Regions from separate parts of the Homo sapiens genome. Here region 1 is linked to region 2. Evidence: chromatin loops called from intact Hi-C (ENCODE). Cell type or tissue: heart right ventricle. All regions are shown on one strand. Links, peaks and the distances in the headings refer to the core of each region. The heading gives the core; the rest is flanking DNA. Region 1 overlaps NAB1 (NGFI-A binding protein 1). Region 2 has its middle 14 kb from the start of MFSD6.

Region 1 (16,631 bases), core at 4,416-12,415, 290 kb before region 2:
TTCTCTTTTACCAATGAAGCAACTGAAGGACGAGTACTTAAGTAACTCAGTCAGGGTCACTCAGTCAAGTATCGGTGCTAAGATCTGGACCCAGGCTTGCACTGTATGAAACCTGTATTATTCCTATTCAGTTAAAAATAAAGAATAAGGTGGCCGGGCACAGTGGCTCACACCTGTAATCCCAGCACTTTGTGGGGCCGAGGCGGGCGGATCACAAGGTCAGGAGATTGAGACCACGGTAAAACCCCGTCTCTACTAAAAATACAAAAAATTAGCCAGGTGCAGTGGCGGGCACTTGTAGTCCTAGCTACTCGGGAGGCTGAGGCAGGAGAATGGCGTAAACCCGGGAGGAGGAGCTGGAGTGAGCCGAGACTGAGCCACTGCACTCCAGCCTGGGCGAGAAAGCGAGACTCCATCTCAAAAAAAGAAAAGAAAGGAAGAAAAGAAAAGAAAGAAAGGAAAGAAAAGAAAGGAAAGAAAGGAAGGAAAGAAAGGAAAGGAAGAAAGAAAGAAAAAGAGAAAGAAAGACGCTTTTTCAGGCATTTCTTCATTCGGTTCTACCTAAAAACCTAGATCAATTATATCTCTATGTAATATATCTCCATGAAATATGTAAATATGCCCCATGATGAGACACATGATCAATGTAATTGGAGTATTCCTGTTACATAGAGTCTTCTAAGGAATATAAATTGGTAAAAAGTCGTTTTTTGTTCGTTTTTGAAAAAACTTTAAAGATCACTTTTTTTGTGTTATGGAAAACATGAGACCAGGATGTCATCTTTTTAGGATAATTTCAATTTCCCAACCTCCCTTTGACATTATTAAAATGGCTACAATCAAGTATGCAATAGCATGCTTTAAAGTCACAGTACCAGAACATTATTTAGAACTCGTCTTTTTAGCATCTGCTACCAAGAGTATGATCTAAAATTGAAAGACATAAATGCTCTTGATAACACTTTTTTTCTAGTAAATACATAATTCATTCTATCTAGATAACAGATGTAAAGTCAGGTTTAATCCTAATGCTTGTAAAACTACATTTCCCGCTGACTTACAATGCAAATTTGGAGCTATTTATTTGGCTTTAGCTACCTCATCTATAAAATCAGTGACGTTGATTAAGTGACTCCTAAAGTTACTTTAACTCAAAGACTTGAATGATAACAGATTCTTTCAAATTGTGCTGGTCTCTAATGCTTTAACTAGGTCTAACTCACTTTACTTGGATAAAAATATGTAAATATCTAACTATGATAAGGAGCTGCTCATCCTTTTATGGAATTCAGTTTACTTCTGAAATATGAGTATCACCTCCAAAATACATCTGCATGAAAAGTCTAGATTTTGATACACAAGGTTTTCTCACTGTCAAAGCAAACATGTAGTCCATCAATTTCATATTATGTTATTGCCAAAAAAGGTAGTAACACAACTCAAACCAGCTATTTATTATTAAACTTTCATATAAACATCACCATTCATATAATGGCTAATCAAAGTAATCTCAACTTTCATGAGTTTTCCCTGTCATTGTTCGGAATATGAAGTTTGCAAAAAGACTAGTGAGAGCAGCCAGTGTTATGGCAATCTACCACTTCCAAGGGGAGAAAAACTGACAATTGAGCATCCCTTATCCAAAATGCCTGGGACCAGGAAGTGCTATGGATTTTGAGCTTTTTCAGATTTTGGACTATTTGCATTACACCAAAGGTTCAGCATCCCAAATCTGAAATGTTCTAATGCGGGTTTCCTTTGAGTGTCATTCTGACACTCAAAACATTTTGGATCCTGAAGCATTTCGAATTTTCCAGTTAGGGATACTCAACCTGTAGGAACACTGTCAGTAATGACTTTTTTTTTTTTTTTTTTTTTTTTGATGGGGGAGGAAATAGAACAGAATTTAAAGATGCTTTTATTCAAGTGTTACCCTCTCATCATATAGCACGTTCTCACCTGATGAGTGGGACTTTGCCTCACTGGGGTAAAGTCTGCTCAGCTCCCCATCCACCACAAAATGATGGGGTTGTCTGTTCTGTAAATTAGGCATTCGGAGATTCAAAGGTCTTTCTCCTAATGAAAAGAAAAAAGAAATATGCATAATATTAAAAACATACCATGGTTTTTCTTAAAAATAAATTTTGCCTGAACACTCCTTAGGAAAAAAGTGAGGAGAGTCAACGAGCACTGAAGAATTTAAATAAGACTTGGAAAAAACATTTTAAATAATAATTTAAGAGGAAAATGGCAAGTCATTTCATGCCAGTCCCAAGGTTTACAATTCTGCCAGGATATTTTTAAGAGCTAAACAAAAGACTGAGAATTCCTGTGAGCATTCCAGTTTTGGCATATAATACATCTCCTCTATAAGGCATTTTCTTACTAGAACAACCATTTTACCAAGGCATGTCATTAATCATATAATAACAAGTACTAGAAAGACACAGAAGGCTTCAAGCCAATTAAAGATTAAAAAAAAAAAACTACAGCAAAATCCGTGAAAAAACAGATTTAGCACAAATATGGGAAAAAATTATACACCCAATCATGTTGTCATGTACTGAAATCCATCACATTAGCAAATTGTCACCCCACACTGAATTATCCTGGTGTCACAAATTAGAGTCACCAAATCTTTAATAATTGCCTTTGCTTCTTAACTGTTAAGGATAATTGGAGAAGTTAAACAAGACCTCAACTCAGAGGTTCCTGTAATATTTTTAAAAGGAAGAACTTTCTTCTCTTCCAGTACTCTGATGTGTTGACACATGTAATATTTCAGTCCATGGCTGGAGAATCCTTGTTAAGATGGTATCCTTACCTAGGAATCCTTTTATTTTTTTACAATAATAACCACTCTCTAGAAAAGTATAACAATAATATATAAAAAGGAGGCACTATAAAATTATTTTTTTTCTTCAAACACTTATTACTATTTGAAACTAGAGGATATATAACCTGTACATCTCCCTCCACTACATGTAAGCTCCAGGTAAACAGGGATTTGTTCCCTGCTGCATCTTCAGTGCCTAGGAGAGTGCCTGGCACATAGGAATTGCTAAAAAAATAAAATGCCTGTTGGTTGGGTGAATAACAATGACTTGGGATTTTCTTTATGTGAGGATGTGAAAAGAATGAAGTACTTTTTAGAATGGTAAAAACACTCACGAATCACATGGCTTTCTAAACCTGAGCTGTACTCTGTCATAACACTTTAGATGCAGTCACCATATTCTTTTAAGAACCAAATGCTGTAAATTTCACAAACTTGTTTTTGAAGTCTAAAAAAATATGAAGTTTTGGTCATTTAAAAAGGATAAACATCTCTCCCGGAATCTGCTTCTTCGGGGAAAATAATCTGTACTGTTGACATCTCACATTCCCACCAACCCCTACAAAATAATACATGTCAATCTCAGGTGCCAACTGCTTAAAGATTAAAAAATTTACAAATTAAAATTTGCAGGATAAATTATCTTTTTAGAAAAATGAAGAATTCAAAAAATAATTTTGATAAGAGAACCTGTAAAATAATCTCTACAAAATATCATAATTTAAAAATCAGCCACTGTCTTCTGTTTCTCTTTGAAGTGCACATAGTGGCCCTAAAGGCATAGGATATTCTAAAGATGTACCTTGTCCATCTGAGTTATCGGAAGTCAAGCCGTTAGGACTGTGCTCTTCTGAGCTCTGCCTGTAAAGCCCTGCAGACAACCTCCTCTCGGCATGCTGCAGTCTCTCATAGCCAGCTTGGTTGCAAAGGAACTCCATCTGCTTTGCCATCACCTTTTCAGGCTGCTAGTAAGTAAAGCAAAAATCAAATCAGTAACTGAAACATTCTAGATTTTTTAATGGTTTAAAGATGCCAATTTCAGACTCCAGCAAATATATTTAGTATTCATTAAAATTAGTTCACACTTCATGTGGTATACAAATTCCATAAATATGCATAGATGTCTATATCATCATGTTAAAACATAAAAGGCTGGATATTGTACAAAAGATAAAAGCTTTCTTCTCAATTCTTTCAAGAGAATTCCATGTCAGCTCAAAAGCAACATAACCTTAGCTTTGTTTTCCAAGGTACTAAGTCCTTTAAAGGATTTTTTAAAACAGAAATCTAAAAGCAACAGCAACATCTGCTATAAACTACTTCTAACACTTGGGGCGAAATCTTGGCATTTTTATTTTAGGATCTGGCAGTACACAGACTCTGATATGATGACAATATGTTTGGGGGAGAAAAGGTGTAAAACGGCTGTCTAGAAGAACAAGACAAATACACTTCCCACTAAAATTAAACAATGTAAATTATGCAGAAAAACATCAGTGCCAATAAGCATCTTTACCTTCATCATGAAATGAAACTGCAGTATTTCCCAACCAATCATAAAAAGGCATATTTTAAATATACAATTAGTCAACTGACATATAAATTTATCTCTGTATGTGTTTTATAAGTTCCTTTTCAATGCACTGCTCTAAATTACTTATATGTGATATTCAGAGCAGTGTATTTGTGGTATTTTGCCAAGGAGATAATAGTCAAAATGCACAGATATGAATCACTACCATGCTATATAAGAGAGTAGGACAAGAAAGCTGCTATATAAAATTGGTTACAAAATGCCCTGATTCACAATGTAAAAATCAGTAGGTAAAATATATTAATTCACAGAATAAACATGATAAACACACTATTTTTCTGAGTGCATATAAACCAAATCAAAAGTAACTACAACTTCATTTCATTTGAACTTGTTACTAAATTGACAAAATTTAAATAAGCATATCTGAGGTAAAAAATGTATTTTTCATCCTAACATGAAAAAAACAAAACTTAGCAGTACTAAATTTGATCAAAAGCAACTTATTACAAAGAAGCTGTTCAATAGGAATAAAAGTTTACAGTGCTTTCTAAAAGATGATGTTTGCAGAAAGCATTTTAAAATTTTAATTTCAGTATACAGACAAAATTAAATAACTTAATGGCAAAAGCACCTGAAGCCACATATTCATTTAATAGTTTTTCAATAAATATGAATTTAAAAGATTTAACAATAATTACAATGTTGACTATTAATATTTTATTGAGAACTAGTATTATTTTATCTCAGAGTTGCATTACACACAGCCATGGTCAACATGGCTGGTTTTCCTGATTATCAAACTGTTTAAGTTTTCTTGAGCAGAGAATCTGTCTCACTTCCTACAAAACTACAAGAATAAATAAGTAGCACCATATCAGATTCCGTTCATAAACTGAATCAAACCAAGTTGTTATTGCTCTCATGTTGATACAGCTGTGGCTCAGATGACGTTTTAAAAAACAAACGGAAATAAAAAGTCAGGCCTCAGATACTTAAAACTGAAGCTAGTTGAAGTAGTCATTTATTTTTTAACCTTCAGATACTATCATGGAGTAATAACTGGGAGTTTATGTTACCTGTGAACTAAGAGCTGCAAGTTCTTCACTCTTAGCTCTAGCCTGCTGGAAGAGTGTTTGCACAGAATCCTGGAAATCTGGAAACCCATCCTGTGGGTCAAATAAGAAGTCCTTTATATTTAGAGTTTGTAAATAATAAAATATTATCAAAAACTTGAAAATAAAGCAAACTCTTAATCTCACTACCTGAATAATCATGATTAAGATTTTAATGGTTATAAAATATTTCATTTCAGCCTTTTATGAAACATACATTATTTTCTACAGCTGTAACCTCAGTAGAAACATAAATAAGATGAAAAATGTCATCATTCCTATTGTTTTACACTGGAAAGAAGGCTTTATGATCATTGATAATAACGGTTATATAACATTTCACCTAGGCTGGGTGCAGTGGCTCACGCCTGTAATCCCAGCACTTTGGGAGGCCAAGGTGGGCAGATCACCTGAGGTCAGGAGTTCGAGACCAGCCTGTCCAATATGGTAAAGCCCCATCTCTACTAAAAAAAAAAAAAAAAAAAAAAAAAAAATTAGCTGGGAGTGGTAGCACACGCCAGAAATCACAGCTACTAGGGAGGCTGGGCAGCTACTTGGGAGGCTGAAGCATGAGAATCGCTTGAACCCAGGAGGCGGAGGTTGCAGTGAGCCGAGACTGCACCACTGCACTCCAGCCTGGGTGACAAAGGGTGATAAAGTGAGATTCTGTCTCAAAAAAACAAAAACAAAAACAAAACACATAAAAAACATTTAACCTAGTGGGGGGTTTGATTAGCCACTATCCTCGCATTGGACATTTTTTATTCTTTTCCTAATTTTTGGTTTTATGAAAAACACTGCAAAAATATTTTCATGGAGATAGCATTTTCGATAGCTTAGATTATCTACTACAAAAGATTCCCAGAAGCAGAATTACTGCAGAGATGATATTTTTGTGCCTTATGTACTTTCGCTAAACCTATAGAGGGCCTTTACTAGTTTATCATACCACAAGCAATACATGACAATTTCCTTGTCAGCACTAAGAATTCTTGTTTTCTTAATTTATGCCAATTTATCTATACTTTTGATACTCAAAAATCATTTAATTTTTATATGCCTGTTTTATATGCTATAGTTGTACATACTTTTATTTTGTGATTTCAACTGTTGCTATAAAGTTTAGAGAAATTCTGCTTCAGAAATTTGGTTCAGTACTTAAATCTACCCTCTAATTTTTCTAAAAGTTTGATTTGTTTTTTAAATTTAACCCTCTGACCTATCTGAAATTAATTTTGTTACATGAAATGTGGCTAACGATCCAAACTAAATGTTCTTTAAAGTGCTAACCGATAATCCCAACCTGAATTGCTCAAGGATTCCTTCATGTTGGCTTGCGATTTCACCTTTATCATAACCTATGACAGGAAATGGAGCTTTGGAATTCGAAAGGCCTGTCACCACTCACTAGCTATGTGACCACCGGATGAGTAACTTAACCTTTCTGAACTTCAGTTTCCTCACAGGAAAATTGAGGATAGGAGAACCTATCTATTAGGATTGTTGTGAGGACCAAATGAGATAAAGCAAGTGAGATAATGCCTTCAGCATGTAATAATTACTAAATAAGTAAGTATATCAATACATACTAAATTCCCATAATAAATAGGGCCTATCTGGGGGCACTGGATAAAACTTCAACTTAAATTACTTCCATTTTATACTTGGTATTCCACCTACTTTTTTCAAGGTTTTCTTTTTTTGACTGTTTATTGCTCATGATCATTATAACTACAAAATATCATGACAGCATGGTTTTAGTAACTTTAGTGAAACCTCCTAAAGGACTCCTCACAGAAATTAGCATTTACAATTAAACTCCAAAACATTATTTCTCCCCTTCTTTGATAAGCTATATATTTGCAGCAGAGGGCAAATCCTTAAAAACCAAAGTTCTTACAATACACAGCAGAAAAAGATGGAATAATGTAATAATAACAAAATATTTTACCTTATTTGGGATATAAGATAGTGGTTCAAAAATTTTCCCCCATCAGGGTCTTTTCAATAAATTATTTCTCCACTGCAGATTTCTTTCAAATATTTTATCTATCAAAATACATTCCCCAAGTAATAACTAATTTGCTATTTTTAAAATTCAAAGACATGATATAGAGCCAAGAGCTAATAAACTTAACGTCTTAAGATGGTCCTATGTAGCTTTATCATGGGCCAGTATGTAATTAGCACTTTTGAAGTGTTGAAAATAGCCACTCTTCTAGGTTTCCATGTTGGCTCACAGATGTGTATGGAACATAATCATAAAATAAGCTAAAATGAACTTCATATAAGTGTATACAGTCCAAGCTAAATCCAAAGTTCCCTTTTTCTTAGCCATTCCAGTTTTCTTATAAATAAGTTTTCTATTTAGACTGAAAAATCCAACTTTCTCTTTAGCAAACCCCCACCCCACTGGAACTGCTTAAGTTCTCAAGTTCAGTGAGGTAAGCTAGTAGAAGAGTTAGAACAACTTCAATATAAGCGGTTATCATTTTCCAGGGGTCTACAATATACCAGTCCCTATGTTCTATATTTTATGTTCATTATTTCATTTAATCTTCATCACAGACAAGACTGGGTTTCCTTTTTTTTACAGCTACAACGCTAGCTTCAAAGCCTATGCTCAGTCCATAAATTCAGAGTTACTACCTTTATGAAACTCACAAAAACACAGGCATTTCTATAAACAGAAATTATAGCTCTGTTTTTCATAAGCTGGACGGGCTTTAACTATATGACTTGCAGAGTTCAAAACCCAACTCTACTACTTATTTGCTGTGATACTGGGTAGATTATTTCATCTCTCTGTGTCTATTTTCTCATCTATAAAATGGGGATAACAATAGTACTTAACTTGCAGAATCATTTTAAGGAAGCAGAAAATTCATGAAAAATACTTAACACAGTGCCTGGCCCATAGGAATTACTTGATAAATGTTTGTTACTGATATCTGTTAAGTTCATCCAAAAAGCCACCAGATTTAATCAGAGTAAAGCATCATACTGGGGAAAAAAGAGAAATTTTATGGACAATTACAAAGTACAGACATCTTAGAGAAGGAAGAACTCAACATTTAATACTAAAATCAACCAGAGAATATTAAGCACATTCGTGGGGAACTATCTCAGTGAAAAGAACACTGGAAATCTAGAAACATGTGTTTATACATTCAACAAAAATGTCGCATCCACCCAGCTGATTCATACACTGTACTCAATATGGGAATACAACGTCAAACAAGATGGCCATGCCTCAGGCGCTCCTGACAACACAGTCCAGGGAGGGAAATGGACGGAGACCCAGAGCACAGCAGAGGGCGCTGTGGCAGAGCAGGCATCCCAGAGGCCAGGGTGTCTAGGCTGAGAGTTCCAAAAGAAAGCAGCTGGTACAGATGCCTGGAGGCAAAAAGAACAGGGCACACTCTGGGAAGCCGGAAAATATTCAATATACACTGAAAAAGAGGGAGTGGTGAGGGAAGGTGGAAACACAGGGCCAGATTCTGTAAGCCCTTGTAAGCTATGTTAAGAATTTTAGATCTTATCTTAAATACAAAGAGAAGCCATTGAAAGTCTCAGGGAAGAGACTGATCGGATTTGCATTTCAGAAAGCCCATCACATGTGAATGTGATGGGGAGAATGTACGCGGAGGAGGGGAGTTCAGGGTGGTGACAGGGACACTGGTTAGAGGGCTGCTGGTGAAGGCCCAGCCCTGGACAGTGGCAGGTGCCGCAGAAATAAGGCAACTGAGAGTTTGGTTATGACATTCTCTAGAATAAGGAACTCAAGATCACGAGGTCTGGGAGGGGCCAGAACACTGATGAATTCGGTTGAGCTCATTTGCTAGTGAGACCTCCGTGTGTAGATAAGCCAGGTAAGCAGGGGCAGTGAGTTTGGAGCTTGGGGTAAAATCAAGGCTGGAGACCCAGATTAGAGGGTTATCAGTTCATCAGCAGAATCTGAGTGGAGTGCACCAATCAGAATCCCCATGAGCCCCAATGCCTCAATACTGTTTCTGGAAGAACTTGCAGGAGAAAGGTATGATCTAGGCATTTCACATTAGGAACCAGCTGTGTGATCTCAGGCAAAAAAGTAAACCTCATTATTTCCAGTGATCCAAATTTTTAAATTAGGATTACACCACCTGTGTATCTGCCCACTGGAAGTTTGTGGGGATTAAATAAAGTAACGCAAATAAGTGAACCTTGGAAAAGTACACATTGCCATACAAATACCTGGTGGCACTAAAGTCAGGATTATTCAACCATGAGAATACTGAAAAAGCTGGATGGGGGAACCTCAAACTCTACATGTGAAAGTTGCTAGAAAATGGACACTATTCCACCATTAATAAAGATAAATAAAAGCCTAAAATAAGTAATAAATAACAATTATCCAAAGTAATCAGTGATCTCTCTGCAACTGAGCACATTAGTCATTATTTACTCCTACAGTCTTGACAGTTCACTGTGGATGGAAAAACTACAAAATCGAGTAGCTATCACTGCATGTCACATAAAGTAGATTTAAGGTCCCCAAAATATATGACTTAGAAATAAAAGTAAGAACATTCCCAAGAAACTGGTCTCTTTCACATTATGTGTGGTGCACAATTTCGTTATGTCTCGTAAGCTTGTTTCCCAGGCACCAGCTAGCTGCACCATACTATGAGCAATCTATCTCCATGTCATATTTTTGGCTGATGCCATTAATCACAGTGTTTCCTTGCTGACGAGACTCTGGGTCTGATCACTGAGAAAATAAAAGCTATGGGACGGAGGCTGGTGCATGACCTAATTACTCTCATCCCATTGGTCTCCATCCCCATGCCTCCTCATCCTTTCTGCCGAACACTAGCAAGCTGCTTTAAAGCCACTGCTTAGCTGTCTCTAGATGACTTGTTACAGCAGATGTTCTCAACCCCACATGTGCATTTTCCTTTTTTCTAATCACACTTTCTGTATGAATAGCATATTGTAATGCTTCTGTTTTTTCTGATCCAGAGGGGAAGAGTCTACGTCAAATTAGACCAGCTTTCTTTTCAACAAGCTTAGTAGCAGCGTAGGTGGATATTCTGAACCTCTTTCCTCCCCCTTCCTTGCTCTCCCACCCCCACCTTGCTGGAACTGCTAGCAGATGTTTCCTTTAGGTCTTTCTTCTTCAAGCCCCAGTTCTCTGACTTCCTGGGCTCTATTAACAAACCTCATTTCTTTCATCCACTTATCTCTGAATGCTTTGCACCTCTGACTCCCACAGGGTCAAGAATGCTGTCATTTCCCATCTCTGCCCAGTCTCCAGCAATTTCAGCGAATGAAGAAAACTCAAATGAGAAATAGCACTCAGTCCAGTTAGTCAGCTGCCATCACCAGGTCTGAGACTGTAGCTTTATATATCCTTCCTCCCTTCTAAGATGTTACTTATAACATTGGAGTTAATAACAAATTTGTTCATGGAACTGAATGTGTTCTTAATGAAAAAGAAAGGTTACCAATTGAATTCACTTTTAACTAACATTTAAAAAAATTTAGGAGAAGACAAGAGAGCCAGGGACTTTGGCTCTTGATTTTTCATCCCCTTGAATGAGCTGTCAAGCCACCTTAAATATGTTCTTTCATAGGTAGGACATAAGGAAATCAAACTAATTTTTCTGATTTACTCTGTGTATCTTCCCAACACAAGGTTTTTACTCATAAACAATCAGCATATCAAATGAAAATTTCTTATATTTAAATATTTTGTAATTTACATTGTTAAATTTTCTACTCAAAACTTGTAACTGTTTACTACATAACATTTCTTGGATTAGAAAATAATAACTGCCACCATCCACCCTTTTCAAAGACTACCAGTCCTGCACACATTTCGCCCTTCACACGGTACTAGGAGGAAAGGTATAACCCCAATAGTGTTTTTTTCACAGGTAAGATGCTTTGTGAATAATCATTAGCACCTAGGAAGGTGGTACTGCTTTGACATTCAGGAATCAGACATAGATAGGAAGCCCCGGCTCTGCTACTGGATAGCAGTTTGGCAACACAGGTGAAGATACTGAGCCTGTCTGGGTCTCTCCTTGGCTGTAAAATGGAAATCATAAAGCCTCCACATAGGTTAGACAAGAATGTTTGTGATAATGAATTCCAAATGTCTAGTAGGGACTGACACAAAATAAAAGCAATACAAAGTAGCGATTTTTACAATTGCCCCAGAATGAGAAGATTTAATTAGATCTAATTCAAAAGATAAGTAAGAATAAACAAAATCTATTTTCATTTCAGCTGAAAGTGGACTCACAGAGGGCTGTGTTCCAGTGGACATGTTATTCATTCCGTCTAAGCAGAAGGATTCCAACCTCACTTACTAACTAGCTGAAGAAACGTTTCCCTAGAGATTTCATTCCAAATGGTAGGTTCCTTAAGGCACACCTAAGCTAGCAGGCGATCTTTTTCTCCATGTCCATCTCATATATTCTAGGAATTAAAGTTCAAAATCTGTTTTTTAATGTTTAACATACCCTGTAAGGAGGAACACTATTTAAGGACAACAGATTATCTTGATTACTTCTATGCAATGTGTATACTGCTATTTTTTTTTTAAATCAAATAAGTAACTATCCTTTAAGGGGGAACAACCTACTACATAAATAAGAGCTTTCCAGGTAGAAAAATCAGACAAGTCAATGAATTATAACTTCATTCCACCCAAGCCTTCATGTATAGATCAGGAAAACACAGTATTTAGGAACGAAAGATCTTACTGAGCTTGAACACAGCACTACTTGTATTAGTGTACCCTAATGCATTAATAATGACAAGCAAAAAAATGTTTCTCTTTCCTTTACATGTCAAATTATTTTGATGTTATTTTATTTTATCTGCTCAACATTACATTTCTTTTTGTTCCCTGTAAAAATTATGTTTTTAAGATGGAAAAAGCCAGCAATGTGGCACATATGCTTATTGTTATAAAGGATTTTAGAACACTTAAAGATTTGAAAAAAGAGAAAAACTTGTCTCATTAGTTTGGGCCTTGTAATTAGAAATCTGTTACACTATAAAATGGGCTAAGCTTAAGTTTATTTGTACGTTACTTAAAAACTTTTTTTCCTTTGTTTGAGACAAGGTTGTGCTCTGTTGCCCGGGCTGGAGTGCAGTGGGGCAGTGATTCTCCCACCTCAGCCTCCTGATTAGCTGGGACTACAGGCACATGCCATCATGCCTGGCTAATTTTTGTAAGGATGGGGTTTTGCCATGTTGCCCAGGCTGGTCTCAAACTCCTGGACTCAAGCAATCCATCTGCCTCAGCCTCACAAAGTGCTGGGATTACAGTCATAAGCCACCATGCTCAGTCTTGTATATTACTTTCTTTAAATAGAAAATAACAAGCTGAGAATCACAAGAGAAAGACTCAAATGAAATAAGAGAAAAAGTATGTTAAAAGAATTCTAAATTCTTTCTAGTTTTATTTATGAGGTCCTTTGTGTCAATCACATTCCCTAGACAAACTTATTGTTCTCTGAACATGCTTAGTATTTTCTTACCTCTGTCTTTGCCCATGCTAGTCTATCTTTATAATGCCACCCCAATCCCCTCCCCACATCGCTACCTTTTGAAATTCTACCCTTCTTTTAAAAACCCAGCTCAAATTACACCTTCCCAATAGTCTCCCCTGATCTCTTCTCATACCAGAAATTCTCCCTCTCCCCAGAAGCCATATAGAAGGTAGACATAAAGCACCAGTACTTGGTGAAAAGTTTTAAGGGAGTGGTAACTTTATACAGCCAGTACTATCTACCTCATAACAGCTTCCGGAAATAGTTCTGGTATCTCAAATTTGACTTATAGTACAGCACAGACAAGGATTCATACCAATACTATATATTTTGCAAAGGATTACACCATCTACATGTGTAGGTATACATACACACAAGACACACACACGTTCAAGAGATACTGATGACCTGCAATACACAAGTGCTTTTTAAGAAAGAGGAACAGAACAAAATTAAAAACAAACCAACAACAAAAAAGTGAGCCACTGTCCTAAATTCAAAGGTGTAGTTACTACTTATTTCTGGGAAACAAAATCAAAAGTCTAGTGTCTATAAAAGCATTTAAAGAAGCCTGGGGCCGATTGTCGCTTGTCTTATTTAGGAAGGGTTAGAAGAGTTATTCACAGGGAAAAGTAACACTGATTATCTTAATTTTGAATCCAGAGCTGTTCAAGTGGCTTTGTGACCTCCAGTAAACCAATAAACTAACCGTATAGAACTATAACTCAAGTATCTCTAGTGGAGTATATTTAAAGGAACAGAAAGGTCATATCTAATGTTACAGCCCAACACTTTGTGCTTCTAATAAGAAACTGAAAGCACTGTAATGAAATACAAGGCCTCTGAGAGGGTCAGAAAGACTTACCAATAAAACTCATCAAGAAACAACTGCAGCTCAAACAGTCCATGAGATTCATGATCACAAATTTCAATATTTAGTGACCTCTAAAGCTAGACAAGTGTGGCTTAAATGTGAGCAGCCTGAATCATGATCACACTTAGGGCCAATGGTGAGAAATAGATAGAGACATATTTCTAGCCTAGCAACTAATTTTTTGGCCCCTGGGTAGTTTCTGTGCTTTCTTTCCTCTCAATCCTCCAATGGCACATGCCTTCTTAGCAGTTTCTATGTTCACCTGCCTTTCCCTTTCAGTGGCAGTGAGTCATTAACAGCCAAATCCACAAGGACCCTCTGTTACCTGTTATCTGGGGGAGCAAGAGATAAAACATCTCACTAGTTATATCATCTTTCAATGTAGCCTTTTAGATAATTTCAACATTTTCTGAGTTAACCATCTTAAACATTATTCCAGAGCTAACAGTGAGGTAGGTTACAAATATAAGTACTTTTTTGGGGGTAGAGACAGGGTCTCCCCATGTTGCCCAGGCTGGTCTCGACCTCCTGAGCTCAAGCAATCCTTCTGTCTTGGCCTCCCGAAGTGTTGGGATTATAGGTGTGAGCCACCATACCCAGCCCACATTTCTTTTTTTAATGTGGCTTTTTGTTTTTGACAAAATACTTCTCTTCCTTGAGAACCACTGCTTTCAGATAAAGTGTTTATAAGTCAAAGATGCTTATCTGCAGCCATTCATTATTTCATTCTATAGATTTTATTAAGTGCCTATTAGGTGCAAGGCTGTTACAAACTCTAAGTATACAGCAGCAGATTCACAGATAAGAGACCTATTCTCATCTAATGGGGCAGACTGATAATAAATTTAAAACAAGTAACTAACAGTTTCAAATACTGGCGAATGCTATGAAAACAAACCAGGAGAATAAGCCTGAGTGTGATTTTGGGGAGAGGGTGCCCCTTTAGAAAGGGAGGCAGGGAAGTCAGGGGAAACTCGGCTGTGACTTGAAGCCATCTAAAGAAACAGAAGTCTAGGTAGGGGGAAAACAGTGAGTGTTGAGGCATAAATGAGTTTGGCATGTTCAGGAACAGAAAGTCAGTCAGTGCGGCTGGAACACAGTAAGAATGGAGAGTGTGGCAGCAGACAAGGTAGGAGATGCAAGCTGCAGTCAGATCATGTGGGGTCTTAGATCCTTTAAAAAAAAAGTTTAGATTTTATTCCAGGTACAGTAGAAAGCCACTGAAAGGAGTTAAGCAAGAAAGGGATTTATGTTTTTATAAGATAACTCTGGCTTTGATATGAATAAAGGATTACTGCCATATAGATACTCTGTAGATATAACTGATGACAGAAATTTAGGGTGGTCAAGCATAGATTATTTGCTTTAACTTGAAATTAAATAATAGGATGGCTAAGAGAACACTGACCTCCATCCCCTGCCTAAAACAAAAAGAAAGGAAGGAGCCACCTGACCAGATTTCCACTCTGCTGCAAACTAGACTTTTTAAAAAGTATTTGTAAGAAACAATAGTTCTGAAACCATTCTATAGTTCGGAGAGTCCTAAGTATGTTTTTCTTAACTCCCACCTTACCACTTGCAAATCTAAAATCAAAAGAGCAGCCTCAACCGTGACACTCTAAAAGAGGCTTTAGTTACAGTAAAGTCTCTGTAATTTATAGCTACTAAATTATCATTTCCCTTAGATAGTTAATATAAAGAAACGAAAAGTTAGCTCCTCTGTATTTGATGACTAATGATGTAAATACAACTATGAAAGGAATGGTTTAACCCGTGAAGTTTTAAATCTGTAAGAAACACCGATTGCAAATCAACCTTTGATAAATTGACTGGACTAGTCACCACAGTTTTCTTTTAAGAATTTCCTGGGACTAGGCATGGTGGTTCACACCTGTAATCCCAGAATTTTGGGAGGCCAAGGAGGGAGGATCACTTGAGCCCAGGAGTTTGAGTGCAAGACCAGCCTGGGCAACATAGCGAGACCACATCTCTACATGAAAAAAAAGTTTAAAAAAATTTTCCTTGGTCTGCTAATTCAAATTACTGTAAATATTGTATTTCAAGGTAACAAAATTCTATATTTTTAAAAGATTTATTGAAAGCCATTTTTCACTAGTTTATGGGACCATCTTTTTTGTCTGAACTAGTTAAGATTTTGCTTGATCTTAAAACAAAAGCAAACATTATCAGCATAAGAAAATGTAACATATGACCATACCTCCACTTTAATTCTCTTTGGGGATAATTCATCTCTTTCTCCACATTTTGACCTAAGGGAAAGGGGAGAGAAAAAAAAAAAAAAACTTGAGAAAGTAACTGATTTTATTCCAAAGGCATCTCAGCCTATAACCTTCCACCAAAACATATACCCTGAAACTCCAACACCAGAAATGACATATTCATAATGATCATTAAAATAATGAAGAAAAGATCTTTCATCATTTCCAAGTTAACACTAGGGGAAGGTATAGATACAATTATACATTTTAAAAGGCCACTACCTAAGAACTCACCACCTCTGGCTTTGGTATGAAAGCCACTCAATAATTTTTTTTTTTAAAGATGGGGTCTCACTATGTTCAACCCAGACTAGCCACAAACTCCTAGGCTCAAGTGATCCTCCCACCTCAGCCTTCCAAATTGCTGGGATTACAGGCGTGAGCCACTGTGCCCAGCCTAGCACTTAATAAATATTTAATGATCATCACATAATGAAAAAAAAATC
Region 2 (16,631 bases), core at 3,420-11,419:
GATTTACTAACAGGGACATGTCTACAAATAGATCAGTTATAATTAACATAATTATAATAGCAGGCAACATATGCTATGAGTGGTACGCAGATTAACTTTTCAAAAATATCTCTTCTACCGTGTTCCTCCTCCCCTAAGAAAAATCCATTTGGTCCCTATGGCTTAAAGCAGATAGTCCAAAATCTTTAATCATCTTCAATCAAACACTAAGTTCTGCCCATTGTATCCTCTCAGCATTGCTATGTTTCACCTACCCTATCCCTATACACACCACTCCAACTCAGGACCTAATGCAGCTGTCTCCATAGTGGCTTCCCTGTTTCCAGCCTTGCACCTATCTAATAGTAAGCAAGGCACTTCAAATGTATCTCAGTTATGTGGTTTTAAAAAAAACAAATTATATTTTAATTTTTAAAATTTTTTATTAGAGTATAACATACATACAAAAAAGTACACAGATCATAAGAGTACAACTGAGTTACAATAAATATAATAAAAACTGTGTAATCACCACTAATTGCAAAAAACTGAACATTACTAGCACTCCACAAGATCCCCTTGTGACCTTTACAAATTACTACCTCTTTCTTTCTCCCCAAAGGTAACCACCATTCTGATTTCTAACCCCACAGGGTAGTTTTGCCTGTTTTTGAACTTTATATAAGTGGAATCAAAGAGTATAAAATCTTTTGTGTTTGATTTCTTTTTTTTTTTTTTTAATTAGAGACAGGGTCTTGCTATGTTGCCCAGACTAGTCTTGAACTCCTGAGCTCAAATGATTCTCCTGCCTTGGCCTTCCACAGTACTGGGATTACAGGCGTGAGCTGCCACACCTGGCCTTGTGTTTGATTTCTGGTATAGTTTAGATGTCCCCACCCAAATCTCATGTCGAAATGTAATCCCTAGTGTGGAAGGTGGGGCTATTGGGAGGTGTTTGGGTCATGGGGGTGGATTCCTCATGACTTGGTGCTGTCCTTGTGATACTGAGTTCTCTCAAAATCTGGTTGTTGGCCAGGCACGGTGGCTCACACCTGTAATCCCAGCACTTTGGGAGGCTGAGGTGGGTGGATCACGAGGTCAGGAATTCAAGACCAGCCTGGCCAACATGGTGAAACACCATCTCTACTAAAAGTACAAAAATTAGCTGGGCATGGTGGCGCATGCCTGTAGTCCCAGCTACTTGGGACGCTGAAGCAGGAGAATCGTTTGAACCCAGGAGGTGGAAGTTGCAGTGAGCCCAGCGTGCAACTGCTCTCCAGCCTGGAAAAAAAAAAAGATCTGTTGTTTAAATATGTATGGCACCTCCACCCTCCACCCTCCCCTTGTTCCTGCACTCACCATGTGATACTGGGGCTCCCCTTTTGCCTTCCACCATGACTGTAAACTTCTTAGGTCTTACCAGAAGCTGAGCAAATGCTGGCACCATGCTCCCTATACAGCCTTCAGAACTGTAAACCAATTAAACCTCTTCTTTATAAATCACTCAGTCTACAGAATTCCTTTTCTTTTCTTTTATTATTTTTTAAATTATTTTTTGAGACAAGGTCTTGCTCTGTCACCCAGGCTGGAGTGCAGTGGTGCAATCATGGCTCACCGCTGCTTTGACCTCCCAGGCTCACGCGATCCACACACCTCAGCCTCCTAGGTAGCTGGGACTACAAGTGCACCACCATGCCTGGGTAATTTTTTTTTATTTTTATTTTTTTTTGTTTTGAGAGGGAGTTTCGCTCTTGTTGCCCAAGCTGGAGTGCCATGGCGTGATCTCAGCTCACTGCAACCTCTGCCTCCTGGGTTCAAGCGATTCTCCTGCCTCAGCCTCCCGAGTAGCTGGGATTACAGGCGCACACCACCACGCCTGGCGAATTTTTTGTATTTTTGGTAGAAATGGGGTTTCACCATGTTAATCAGGATGGTCTCGAACTCCTGACCCCAGGCAATCCACCCGCCTCGGCCTCCCAAACTGCTGGGATTACAGGCATGAGCCATCGCGCCCAGCCTTTTTTTTTTTTTTTTTTTTTTTTTTTTTTCAGAGACAAAGTCTCACTATGTTGCCCAGGCTGGTCTTGACCTCCTGGGCTCGAGGGATACTACCACCTCAGTCTCCCAAGAGTGGTGGGATTACAGGCAGGAGCCACATGCTTAGCCTCAGGTATCTTTATTGCAATGCAAGAATGGCCTACTACAATTTCTTTTGCTCAAAATTATATTGCTGTATGTAGTTATTTCATTTTCAGTATACAAACATTTCACTTTATTTTCTTTTATTCTTTCATTGATGGATATTTGGATTATTTCCATTCATTGGCATTTACAAATAATGCTGCTATGAACATCCTTGTGCTTGTCTTTGGTACACATAGGTATGAATTTCTATTGTATATACCTACAACTGTAATAGCTAAGCTATAGGATATGCAGGTTTTCACCTTTGTTAGTTAATACCGAACAATTTCCAAGGTGTTTGCAAGAATTTATACTCTTGTTGACAGTTCTCTTGTTTCACATAGTTGCCCTCACCTTATATTGTCAGTATTTTTTCTTTTTAAAAAATTATTTTAAAATAATTTATGCTTATTAATTTTATTAATAAAATAAATTTTATTCGTTAATTTTAGCATTCATTAGAGAAGTTGCAAGGACAGAACATAGAATTTCCACACATCTCTCACCCAGCTTTCCCCAGTGTTAGCATTCTACCATAGTACAAGTATCACATCTAAGAAATTAACATTGCTACCAATACCCTAACAAAACCCTAATTCAAACCCTATTTGGATTTCACCAGTCTTTCTACCAATATCCTTTTTCTGTTCCTGGATCTAATTCAGGATTCCACATACCATTTATGTCCTTTTAGTCTCCCTCCATCTGTGACAGCTCCTCAATCTTTTCTTGTCTTTCATGACCTTGATACTTTTAAAGGATGCTGGTCAGGTAGCTTGTAGAATGATCCTCAATTTAGGTTAACTGATTTTTTCTCATGGTTAGATCAGGGCCACATATTTTTGGGAAGAATGTCACAAAGATAATGTGCCCTTCTCAGATCATATCAAGAGCACACTCATCATATATTCCACTACCTGCAATGTGAATCTTAATCCCCTCACTGAAGTTCTGTGTACTAAGTTTCTTTGCTGTAAAGTCACTGCCATTGTTTGAATGTTTTTGTCCCTTCTAAAATTCATGTTGAAACTTAATCCCTAATACAACAGTCTTTAGGGGTGGGGCCTTCAGCAGGTGCTTCGACCATGAAGGTTCCACCCTCATGGATGGAATCAGCACCTTATAAAAGGGCTCAGGGGGCAAGTTCACTCCTTTCATCCCTTTCTGCCCTTCCCTTCCTTCTGCCATGTGAGGATGCAGCACTTGCCCCCTCCAGAAAATACAGCAACAGAACACCATCTTGGAAGCAGAAAGCAGTCCTCACCAGACACCAAATGCTTGTACCTTAATCCTGGACTTCCCAGCCTCCAAAACTGTGAGAAATACATCTCTATTATTTATAAATTACCTGGTCTCAGGTGTTTTGTTATAGGCAGCACAAACAGACAAAGATAAGTCACTATCTTTCCCTTTATAATCAACAATATTTAGGAGGAGACACTTTTGATGTTCTGCAGATATGTTATTTCTCCTTAAATTTTTATTTGTTAATTTTAGCATTCATCGATTGTTCTTGCCTGCAGCTATCATTACTGTGGTATTCTAATTGAGATTTTCTATTTTCTTCATTCCTTTTATATTTGTTAATTGAAATTCTCTTACACAGAAAAATTTTTCCCTTTTCTCTCTTTCTTTACTTATTCAATACTTGATATTTGTATGAAGTAATGAATACTTATTTTATTCTTTGACTTAAAATCTAATACTTTTATTTTCTTGCTTAAATTATTCCAGCTTTTGCCATGGTGACTCAGGTTGGTTACTCTCCTTTTTGTTCTCTCAGGATGGAATTTGAGTCTAATTTATTAATTTCAGCAGAATTTTAAACTTACAAAAAGGATAATTTTGCCATGGATTTCATCAAAATATCTTTGCAAATTAGTCTTCATATGACTTGCATTGTAAAACTGTTTTTAAAATTTTGGTAAAATACACATAACATAAAATTTATCATGTTAGCATTTTTTTTTCCTTTTGAGACGGAGTCTCACTCTGTCGCCCAGAGTGGAGTGCCGTGGCGCGATCTCGGCTCACTGCAAGCTCCGCCTTCCAGGTTCACGCCATTCTCCTGCCTCAGCCTCCCCAGTAGCTGGGACTACAGGCGCCCGCCACCATGCCCAGCTAATTTTTGTATTTTTAGTAGAGACGGTGTTTCACTGCGTTAGCCAGAATGGTCTCGATCTCCTGACCTCTTGATCCACCCGCCTCAGCCCCCCAAAGTGCTGGGATTACAGGCGTGAGCCACTGCGCCCGGCCCACGTTAGCAATTTTTAAGGTATAGCTCAATAGCACTAAGTATATTCACAGTGTTGCACAAAAATCGCCACTTTCCATCTCTAGAACCTCTTCATCTTCCCAGACTGAATCTCTGTGTTCATTAAACAGCAACTTCCTATTGCCTCTTCCCCCAAGCCCTTGGCAACCACCATTCTACTTTGTCTCAAGATTACCTTAGGTACCTCGTGTAAGTGGAATCACACAATATTTGTCCTTTTGTGTCTGGCTTATTTCACTCAACATGTCTTCAAGGCTCATCCATGTTGCAGCATGTGTCAGAGTTACATTCTTTTTTAAGGCTGATAATATTCATTATATGTATATACCACATTTTGTTTATGTCTGTGTCTTTTTTACATGCCTATTTATTTATATTTTTAAGGAGGGTTGACATCACAAGATGCCCTGCAACAACACTGGAATCAATCGTGTCTCCAGAGAACCTTGGTTCTTTTTATTAGGAATGAACTAGATGTGCTCATTATTAAGTGAGGTATCACTGCTTCTAGATCCATTCAGTGGACAGAGGAGAAAATGTATGTATATACTAACTTATTTATACATACATATCAATATTTATTTCTGTACCTTCCTAACTATATATAATTAAAAATAAAACAAAACATGATTTCATGCTAATACCTCCAACTCCAGTCCAGAATCATAGAGTTTATTCTTACATTCTCTCTTTGATTATTTGTAACTATTCTCTATCAGTGAGAAACCTGGCTTGCATTGTGTGCAGAATAAGTATTTGTTCAAACCTAGTATACACATCAAGTAGTTTCAGAGTCATTCGCCAGTACCTCTGTGTGAAACAAATTTGCCAACTAGAGTACTGTGTTTTGGAATAATTTTTTTTTAGCTCTGTAATATCCAATCAAAACACTGTTTTCCAAAGTTACTTAGATCAGCTCCTTTCTTAACCTTTCAATGTAGTCATTCATGTGTAATGTAATTGGATTCATCTGTAAAGCAATTAGATTCATTTGCCAAAGTTCTGCATTTCATCTCCTACTTTTTATTTGCATACAATACAATTCAGTGATGCTGGTTGGTGTATTGTTCCATGGATTGTGAAAATGCACTGTCTTACATCCATCAGCACAGTAACCTAAAAAGTGGTTCCATCACCTCAAAAATTCCCTGTGCTATGCTCCTTTATAGTTAACCTGCCCCATCCTGCAACCGTGTATTGGTACCCTGTTCCTATAGTTTGCCTTTTCCAGAATGTCATATACAGTTGATCCTTGAACAACGTGGCAATGAGGGGTGCCAGCTCCCTTCTCCCTTGCAGCTGAAAAATCTATGTATAACTTTTTGCTCCCCCAAAATGTAACTATTTGATTACTTATTATATGCAAGGTGCTATGCTAGATGCCATAGAAACTATAGACATGTCTTATCCCTTCAAGAGTTCTCATATGATCAGGAAAAAAAAACATAAACAGTTTAAAAGTGAAATACAGTTGAACTTTGAGCAACTCCGGGATAAGGACACCAACCCCCACACAGTTACAAATCCACATGCAACTTTTGACCTCTGGAAAACTTAACTGCTAATAGCTACTGCTGATGGGAAGCCTTACTGATAACACTAACAATTGATTAACACAAATTTTGTATATGTATTATATATTGTATTCTTATAATACGGTAAGCTAAGAAAAATGTTAAAATCATAAGGAACTGAAAATATATTTATTATTCATTAAGTGGAAGTGGATCATCATAATGGTCTTTATCCTCATCATCTTCATGTTGTGTAGGCTAAGGAAGAGGAGGAAGAGGAGGGGTTGGTATGTTTCCTCAGGAGTGGCAGAGGGGGAGGAAAATCTGCATGTAAGTGGACCCACACAGTTCAAACCTGTGTTGTTCAAGAGTCCACTATAAATGGAATCATATAAAATATAGTCTCTCAGGTCTGGCTTCTTTCACTTAGCAATATCTGTTTAAGGTTTATTAATATTGTATGAAACAGTAGTTTATTCCTTTTTATTGCTTGAGCAGTATTCCATTGTATATACAGAACAATATTTTTTATCCATTCACTGGTTGAAGGATATATGGGTTGTTTCCAGTTATTGGTTGTTGTTAAAATCTTTCTGTAAACATCTGCATACAGGTTTTGTGTGAACAAGTGTTTCCAATTCACTCGAGCAAATATCTAAGAGTGGGACTGCTGGGGCACATGATAAGTATATGTTTTAAGTTTGTAACAAACAGCCAGTTTTCAAGGTAGCTGTAATATTTTTCATTCCCACAAGCAATACATGGCAGTATCAGTTCCTCTGCATCTTTACCAATACTTGTTGTTTGCAGTGTTTTGAGTTTAGTCTTTCTAATAGGTGTACAGTGGTATGTCACTGTGCTTTTAATTTGCCTTTCTGTAATGACTAAAGATGTTGAGCATCTTTACACGCACCATTTGACATGTGTCTCTTCTTTAGTAAGGTGTCTGTTCAGATCATTTGCCCATTTTTTATGGGGTTGTTTATATTCTTATTGTTGAGTTTTGAAGGCTGTTTACGTATTCTGGATACAAGTCCTCTAGCAGGTATGTGATTTGCAGATGTTACCCCAAGTTCATTGCACATCTTTTCATTCTCTTTGGCAGAGCAAAGTTGTTTAATTATTATAAAGTCAAACTTAACAATTTTATTTTATGGGTTATGGCTTTGGTGTTATATATAAAAGATCTTTGTCACATCAGTAAAATTCGAGGCTGGTTCTTTGAAAAGATCAATAAAATTGATAAGTGTCTAACCAGATTGGATAGGAGATAGAGAATATACAAATTACTAATACAAAAAAATGGGAGAGAAGATATCATTACAGATCCTATTAAAAGGATAATAAGAAAATATGAACAATTTTAAGCTAATACATTTGTCAATTTAGATGTAACACACAAATTCTTTCAAAGACACAGACTATCAAAGCTACCTCAACAAGAAATAGATAACATAATAGAAATATGCACATGTCTATTAAAAAATTGAATATGCAGTTTAAAACTCTACCACAAAGAAAACTCTAAGCCCAGAAGGTTTTATTAAATTCTACCAAACATTTAATAAATAATACCACTTCTGTATAAATTCTTCCAGAAAATTATTGAAAAGGAAACTCTTCCCAACTTAATTTATGAAGTTTATGAATTTAATGAATTTATGAATTCATTACCCTGATCTCAAAACCAAAGATAGTATGAGAAAATCTGTCAGGGCCAATAGCTCTCACACGGATGTAAAAATTCTTAATCAAATTATAGCAAAGTTGAATCCAGCAATATATTTAAAGGCATAACACATCATGATCCACTGGGTTTATCTCATGAATGGAAGCTTAAAAAATCAATGTAATTTTCCATATTAACAAAACAAAAAGGTAATATCATATTATCATCTCAATACTATAGAACAAACATTTGATAAAAATCCAGTGTCTCTTCAAAATTGAACTAGAGATTCTATTTCATGTGATGAGGCAAAAATAAATAGCATCTAGATGAGGAGAAACTAAAACTTTATTCATAGATAATGTGTTTATGTGGCAAATCCTCAACAATCCACAAACAAGTCTGTAGAACAAATAGACCTAATAAGTGAGAGTATCAAGTTTGCAAGATACAGAATTCAATTTAAAAATCAAGTGTACTTTTCTATATAGACAAAAAACAACACGAATTTAAATTTATAAAACATATTTTACATGGTATCGAAAATACCTGTACACTAAAAACTATAGTTGAAAGAAATTAAAGAAAACCTAAATAAATGGCAGTGATTCATCATATTACCCGATTAGAAGCCTAAATGTTATTTAAAATGCCATTTCTTTTTTTTTTTTGAGACGGAGTCTTGCTGTGTCAACCAGGCTGGAGCACAGTGGCACAATCTCGGCTCACTGTAACCTCCACCTCCCAGGTTCGAATGATTCTTCTGCCTCAACCTCCTGAGTAGTTGGGACTACAGGCGCATGCCACCAAGCCTGGCTAATTTTTGTATTTTTAGTAGAGACGGGGTTTCACCATATTGGCCAGGCTAGTCTCGAACTCCTAACCTTGTGATCCGCCCACCTCGGCCTCCCAAAGTACTGGGATTATAGGCTTGCCATTTCTTTTCCAATTTATAGATTAAACACAATCCCAATCAAAATCCCAGCAAGCTTATTTGTAGAGATTGACAAACTGATGCTAAAATGTACATAGAAATTCAAAGGGTCAGCTAGGTGTGGTGGCTTACACTTGTGATCCCAGCACTTTACGAGGCTGAGGCAGGAGGACTGCTGAAGTCCAGGAGTTTGAGACCAGCCTGGGCAACATAGGGAGACCCTGTCTCCACAAAAAACTTTAAAAATTAGCTGGGCATGGTAGCATGCACCTGTAGTTCCAGCTACTCTGGAAACTGAGGTAGGAAGATTGCTTGAACCTGGGAGGTTGAGGCTGCAGTGAGCTGTGATCGCTATACTGCACTCCAGCCTGGGTGACGAGCGAGATCCTAACAAAAAAAAGAAAAAAGGAATTCAAATGTTCTAGAATATTCAAAGAAACTTTGAAAAAGGTCAAAGTTGGAGGACATACACTGCCCAAATTCAAAACTTATTATAACCTACAGTAATCAAGATACTGTAATATTACTATAAAGACAATCAAAGAGATCAATGGAATAGAACAGGGAGTCCAGATATCAGACTTACAAATATATATGGTCAATTGATTTTCAACAGAGCTACCAACGCAATTCAATAGAGAAAGATAATGTTTTCAACATAAGTGCTGGGACAAATGGATATTCTTATTTAAAAAGTAAAGCTCAATTTTACCTCATGCCATATATGAAAATTAACTGAGAGCTGGAGCAGTGACATGTGCCTGTAATCTCAGCTACCTGGGAGGCTGAGCTGGGAGGATTGCTTGAGCCCTGTAATTTGAGACCAGCCTGGGCAACATAGCAAGACCCCTATCTAAAAAATTGTGCAAAAAAATTATTGACCTAAATATAATAGCTGAAACCATCAGATTCCCAGAAGAAAACACAGGGGAAAACTTGTTACCTTTGTCAAGCTTTCTTAAATAGGATATAAAAACACAAAAGTATGAAAAGAAAATAATCAATACATTGGACTTCATCAGCATTAAGAATGTTTGCTTTTCAAAATACAGTGTTATAAAAATGAAAAGGCAAGGCACAAAAAGGGAGAAATTAGTTTTAAACATATATCCAACAAATGACTTTTATGTAGAATATGTAAGAACTCTCACAACTCAACAGTAATAAGACAAACAACAAATTTTATTCTTTTGTTTAAAAATGAACAAAATTTTTTCAAATTCACATGAAGACGTATATGATTGTACATAGCAACTTTATTTGTAATAGCCAAAAACTGGGAACAAGTCAAATGTCCATCAACATGTGAATGGATAAGCAAATTGTATATTCATACAGTAGAATACTACTTAGCAATAAAAAGACACTTTACCAAAGAAAACATATTGATGGCAAATAAGCACATGAAAAGTTGTTCATTATCAGTGGTCATTAGAGCAGTATTTTAAACTGGGCACAATTTTGCCTCTACATGCCAGATACATTTGGCAGTGTCTGGAGATACATTTGGCAGTGTCCCCTCCCCACAAAGAATTGTTTGGTCCAAAATGTCAATAGTGATAAAGGTAAGAAACCTACATTAGGGAAACATGTCAAAACCACAGTGAGATACCGGTACATATGAAGAAGAATAGGTGAATAAAGAAATAGGTAAATAAAAAGCAGCATACCAAGTGATGAAGAGAATGTGGAACAAATGGAACCTCAGACAAAGCTGGTGATTCTACCACTTTGGAAAATAATTTGGCAGTTTCTTGAAAAGTTAATCATAAATCTACCCCAGCTATTCCACTCCCAGGTATATCCCCAAGAGAAATGAAGGCATATGTTCACATGAAGACATGTATGAATGTACATAGCAACTTTATTTGTAATAGCCAAAAACTAGAAACAAGCCAAATGTCCACCAACATGTGAATGGATAAGCAAATTGTATATTCATACAGTATAATACTCAGAAATAAAAAGAACAAGCTACTGATGAGTGCATTAACGAATAAACAAACACACACAGATGAATATAAAAATAGTTATCATCAGTGGAGAAAGCCAGACACCACTACATCCCAAAAAAGAGTCCGGTATAATTCCATTTATAAAACTCTAGAAAATGCAAACTCATCTGTAGGAACAGAAAACAGATCAGTGGTTCCCCAGGAATGGAGGTCAGGGTAGAGTAGGGAGGGGAAAGAGAGAAAAATTACGAAGGGGCATGAGGAAATTTTGGAGCATCATAGATATGTTCCTTACCTTGATTGTGGTGATTGTTTCAGGGGTAAAACTTACCAAGTTGTATACTTTATGTGCAGTTTATGGTATGTCAACTGTAATTCAGTACAGCTGGTGGGGGGCTTGACTCGTGTTTTGTTTGAGTAAAATCATCCCATTTTCTCCTTGTCACTACTGACTGGACCATATCTTTTTTATAAGCCAAGCACAACTCCACCCATGCCAGGGGAGGAGGCTGACACCTGTAGTCCCAGTAACTTGGGAGGCTGAGGTGGGAGGATTGCTTGAGCCCAGGAGTTTGAAGCTGCAGTGAGCCGTGATCGTGCCATTGCACTTCAGCCTGGGTGACAGAGCAAGATGCTGACTCTAAAAAGAAAACCTCTGTCCAGTAGGAGTGCCACATGTTGAATGCTACCAAAGGACCCAAGATATCATACAGCAAATTAGGAAATTTTCCTTCCTTGCTAGATAAGGTTACAGTTTATTTTTCATGACAAGCTCTCATTACTAAGGATAATCGGTGCATGTTAAGGAGCCAGAAAACTGTACCTACTTAAACTCATCTTCCACATTCTTCCAGAACTTCTAGCCAATGCAAAGAAAATAAAATATGGATTATACATGTTGGAAAGGAAGAAACAAAATTATTTGTGCTATTTGATTATATATCTAGAACATTCAGGAGAACCAAACTGAAAAATTATTAAAATTAATAGATTTCTATAACATAGCAAGGCACAAGATTAATATATAGAATTCAGTATTTCCTAAATATTATTTTAAAACAAACACTGTAGGTGTGGGATGGGGAGAAATGACACCATTTGGAATAACAAGAAAATCTTCACTATCTGGTCACTTTCTCTAGATATTTTCTAGTTTTTCTGTATCCCTCTCAAAGTGTTATATTGGCAATAAACTAAAATGTATTTATTATTATTTCTTTCTGGAGAACCTATTGCTGTGATATCCAGAGTGTCACCATTTCCTATCGATTCAGCATAATACACTGGTTTCTTTTCCATTCAGGAAATCACATAGAACAATGTTCTATATGCCATAAGCTATGGCTTGATTCATCTTACCATTTGGTTGTCTGGGAATTTACTGAGTTACTTTAAACTTAAATGATCCTTCTTCAAACTAGATATTTTGCTATATGATAGTAGACTTATATAATTCAGGAGGAGCTGTGTAGGTAAAACAATATCTTAATAATTGCAGATTTAACAATAAGGAAACAGATATTTGTATACTCACTGACTTGTACAAATAGCAAATAGAATTTGGATGTTTTTACTGCATGATATTTTAAAATATATATCAACATAAAAGCCTGAAACAATTAAAAATGCTTTGATTACTTAAAATCAAATAACATTTATTATTAAAAATATAACAACTGTTCATGGTGAGACCATTAGTCTGAGGGCACTGAGTCCCCTCACTGTGCACAGATTACTCAACTTTTCTAGGTCTGAGAGGCTGTAATATAAAATAAATAAGCTGGGAATTGGTATCTGAAAGGTCTCTTCAGCTAAAAATTTTACTATTCTCCATAATCTGTATAAATCAAGTGTTTTCATCTTCTTGGTTTTAAAATATTTTGCAGTAAATAAAGTTTCCCTTCAAAGCAAAAAGCCCTGAGTGGTAAACATAAGTTTTGTGTTGTTGCTATTGTTGAAAATTTGACTGTTAATAGCAACATTTTTCTGTGTATCCTATATTAAAAATATTATGATATGGCACATAGAGAATGTAAAAGGAACCATATTCCATCCTCACTCAGCTTGATTGAAAGTTGACACTCTACTAAGTTTAATGTTGCCAAAATCAAATAGAAATAAAGTTTCCATCCTTAAATACCAACACATTTTTTTCAAAATTTATTTTTATTTTTTTGAGACAGGGTCTTGCTCTGTCACCCAGCCTAGAGTGCGATGGCATGATCACGGCCACTGCTAACTACAGCCTCGACCTCTCAGGCTCAAGTGATTTCTTTACCTCAGCCTCCTGAGTGCTGCAACCGCAGCTGCATGCCACCATGCCTGGCTAATTTTTTTATTTTTATTTTTTGTAGAGACGGGGACTCCCTATGTTGCCCAGACTGGTCTTGAACTCCTGGGCTCAATCAAGCATTCTTCCCGCCTGGCTTCCCAAAATGCTGGGATTACAGGCATGAGCCACTGTACCTGGCCCCAAGGCATCATTTTTTATCATTGATAATAAATAAGTAATGAAATATCAATAATTGAGCAATTATTCAGTTAATTATTAGGCACCCAAAGTTCTGGTACAGTCCTTATTGAAATGGGGTGATACAGAGCACAGAAAGAATACGCCATGATATTAAGGAAATTGCAGTTTCAGCAGAGAAATAAATAGATAAATAAATATGTTTAAAGCATATTCCAGGCCGGGAGTGGTGGCTCATGCCTGTAATTCCAGCACTTTGGGAGGCTGAGGCAGGTGGATCACAAGGTCAGGAGTTCGAGACCAGCCTGGCCAATATGGTGAAACCCCGTCTCTACTAAAAATACAAAAAAAAAATTAGCCAGGCATGGTGGTGCATGCCTGTAATCCCAGCTACTCGGGAGGCTGAGGCAGGAGAATTGCTTGAACTAGGGAGGCGGAGGTTGCAGTGAGCTGAGATCACGCCACTGCACTCCAGCCTGGGCAACAGGGTGAGACTCCATCTCAAAAAAATAAATAAATAAAAATAAAAATAAAGCATATTCCAGGAATGTTTATTTGGGGGAAAGTACATATCAGTATTCAAGTAATCCCCCTTAAAATATTCTTGCATAATACCACATGTAATACTCCTTTGAAGATAACTAGATATAGGAAACTCTCTCCAGTGTCTTAACATTCACGTCAAATAATTCTGGTCATATTCATTCACTCAATTATTAATTCAACTAATATTTACCAAGTATCTACTTTGTGATTTACACTGTTCTAAGTGCTGGGAACACAGCCATATATAAAACAGACAAGGTCTCTACTCTCATCAAGTTTATATTCCAGAGAATATATATAACTTGTAGCCCAAATGTTACTTTTTTCTAAATGAAATGTTGTATCAACTTTTATATCACTGTTTTCCCTAGTTATAAAAGTAATTCTTGCTTATTGCAAACAAACAACAACCATAATAGAGAAAATGAAGATACTTTTGTAGGCCCTCCCTTTGGCATAATTACTGTGAGTAGTTTGTTGTATATACTTAGATTTTTAAAAATATTTTTTAAATTTACAAACTGGATCACTCTTCTATAAATTGCTTTTTTCACTTAGCAACACAGTATACCATGTATATCTTTTCATCCCAATGCATCTAGATCTAACTCCTCTTTCTTATTGGCTGTATAATATAGCATTATATTTAGACATTTTATTTCAACCATTCTTCTATCGATGATCATCAAGGTTATTTCCTGTTTCTTCATTATGATTAGTGCTCAGTATTTTGCTTAAAAAATCTTTACCTAGCCCAAGACATTTGCAAATTCATATTGAGGGACTTAGAGACAGAGAAAGAGAACTCCTGCTTGCAGCTGCCTCACTGGCCTGGTGAGACAGAAATTGGAGTTTAGGGACTTTGAGCAGCCAACATCGAAGGGCTTCAGATCTCAGAGAAAAGGGGAATGTAGAGCAGGAGCTTGGTGCTCTGCCTGCAGTTTCACTGCCTACCTGTTATTCTTTCAAATCCTTTTTTGTGGGGGATGGGGTCGAGCAGGAAGAAGGCCTTGAATGCCAAGCTAAAGCCTAGGAGCTAGCAGAAAGTCACCAGAGTTATTAGGGAAACAAGGGCCTAAGAATCAGTTCTACAATGTTGGCATTGGAAGGGCCTCTTGTGACTATCTTACTAATGAAGAGACTGTAACACAGAGAGTTGTGCCCCACCTACAGCCATATATCATCCACGGCAGCAGAACCCCTAATGTAGGCTTCCTTAAACGACTGCCGATGCTCAAAGCCCTGCTGGCAGTGGGTGTGTGTGTCTTAGTATGTTTCTGCTGCTATAACAAAATACCTAACACCAGGTAATTTGCAAAAAAGAAAATTTATTTCTCACAGTTTTGGAAGCTGAGAATTTCAAGATCAAGGCACCAGTAGATTTGGTGTCTGGTGAGGGTGGTGCTCTGTTTCCAAGATGGTGCTTTGTTGCTGCATCCTCACATGGAGGAAGATAGAAGGGCAAAAAGGCAAAAAGGGCCTACCTGGTTTCCTTGAGCCCTTGACTTTTTTTTTTTGAGATGGAATCTCACTGTGTCACCTAGGCTGGAGTGCAGTGGTGAGATCGTGGCTCACTGCAACCTCTGCCTCCCGGGTTCAAGCGATTCTCCTACCTCAGCCTCCCGAATAGCTGGGATTACAGGTGCGTGCCACCACACCTGGCTAATTTTTGTATTTTAATAGAGACAGGGTCTCACCAGGTTGGCCAAGCTAGTCTCGAACTCCTGACCTCAAATGATCCACCCGCTTTGGCCTCCGAAAGTGCTGGGATTACAGGCATGAGCCACCGCACCTGGCTCCTTGACTCCTTTTCTGAGGGCACTAATCCCACTCATGAGGGCAGAGCTATCATAACTCCTTAAAACCTCTTAAAAACCCTGCCTCTTAATATTGTCACTTTGGGGTTTAAGTTCCAACATATGAATTTTGGAGGGACGCATACATTCAGACTGTAGCAGTGTACTAGCATGGGTCAGAGGCAAGAAGAGGTCTTGCCAAAGTGGTGATGTGGAAGTTGAAATGAAGAAAAAATGTTGAAAGTCAGGAAATGGGGAGAGAGCAGGGAGAAAGCCCCTACATGAGAACAGAACTTCAGAATTTTTCCTCAGGGAAGAATATAAAGGGGAGATCTATGATCAGAAAACCATAATACTGGAGTCTAACTGGGAGCCAGGGTGAGGGGGAGAGGGAAGATGATTACTTTGGGACCTGTTGTGTTCCATGGACTGGCAAGACATGGAGGTGGAAATGGCCAGTGGGCAGTTGGAAATGTGGGTTTGGAGTTGAAAAGAGAGATTAGGGCTTTTTCCTATTCCAATTTATGCCTTCCTTCCTTTCTTCCTTTTATAAATTTGGGGATCAAATATATAGTCATAGTTGAAGCTGCAGAAATAGATGGTATCTTTAGGTGAAAATGCATAAAGAATGTATATATTTTTAAGTATACATATTAGGCCTGGCATAGTGACTCACGCCTGTAATCCCAGCACTTTGGGTGGCTGAGGTAGGTGGATCACCTGAAGTAAGGGGTTCAACACCAGCCTGGCCAACATGGCGAAACACTATCTCTACTACAAAATATAAAAATTAGCCAGGCATGTTAATGTGTACCTGTAATCCCAGCTACTCAGGAGGCTGAGGCATGAGAATCGCTTGAACCCAGGAGGCAGAGGTTGCAGTGAGCCGAGGTCACGCCACTGCACTCCAGCCTGGGCAACAGAGCGAGACACTGTCTCAAAAAATAAAATAAAATAAAATAAAATAAAATAAAATAAAATAAAATAAAATAAAATAAAATAAAATAAAATAAAATAAAATAAAAGTATACATATTTGAATTTTACAGCTGGGAGTGGAAGCTCATGCCTGTAATCCCAGCACTTTGGGAGGCCGAAGCAGGCGGATTGCTTGAGCCAAGGAGTTCAAGACCCGCCTGGCCAACACGGCGAAACCTCATCTCTACAAAAAATATTTAAAAATTAGTGAGGTGTGGTGGCATGCACCTGTAGTCCCAGGTACTTGGGATGCTGAGGTGGGAGGATTGCTTGAGGCTACAATGATTACATCACTGTTCTCCAGCCTGGGTGACAGAGCAAGACACTGTCTC

The links. A loop is a pair of places that touch in the nucleus more often than their neighbours do. Peaks named below come from ENCODE experiments on the same cell type or tissue, not always from the same donor. Only the 100,000 strongest peaks of a DNase experiment are listed, where the experiment ranks them.
Region 1: a loop joins it to region 2, with 2.2 times the contacts of the local background. A loop is called at or near these places in 19 of 110 quality-filtered maps.

Annotation. Positions count from the first base shown.
Region 1 is chr2:190,672,646-190,689,276 of GRCh38, reverse strand. NAB1 (NGFI-A binding protein 1) reads right to left here. Exons shown (of 10, transcript NM_005966.4): 6 at 16,125-16,176; 7 at 5,450-5,539; 8 at 3,639-3,801; 9 at 1,960-2,076. Among named protein-coding and RNA genes, the nearest start is that of NAB1, 32 kb to the right of the region's middle. RefSeq lists enhancers at 10,490-10,539, 13,393-13,462. In heart right ventricle, for the core only: a CTCF peak has its summit at 8,800 (motif pointing right); a DNase peak (open chromatin) is centred at 8,816; H3K27ac peaks cover 4,507 bases.
Region 2 is chr2:190,385,783-190,402,413 of GRCh38, reverse strand. No RefSeq gene overlaps it. Among named protein-coding and RNA genes, the nearest start is that of MFSD6, 14 kb to the left of the region's middle. In heart right ventricle, for the core only: no CTCF peak of the experiment used is centred there; no DNase peak of the experiment used is centred there.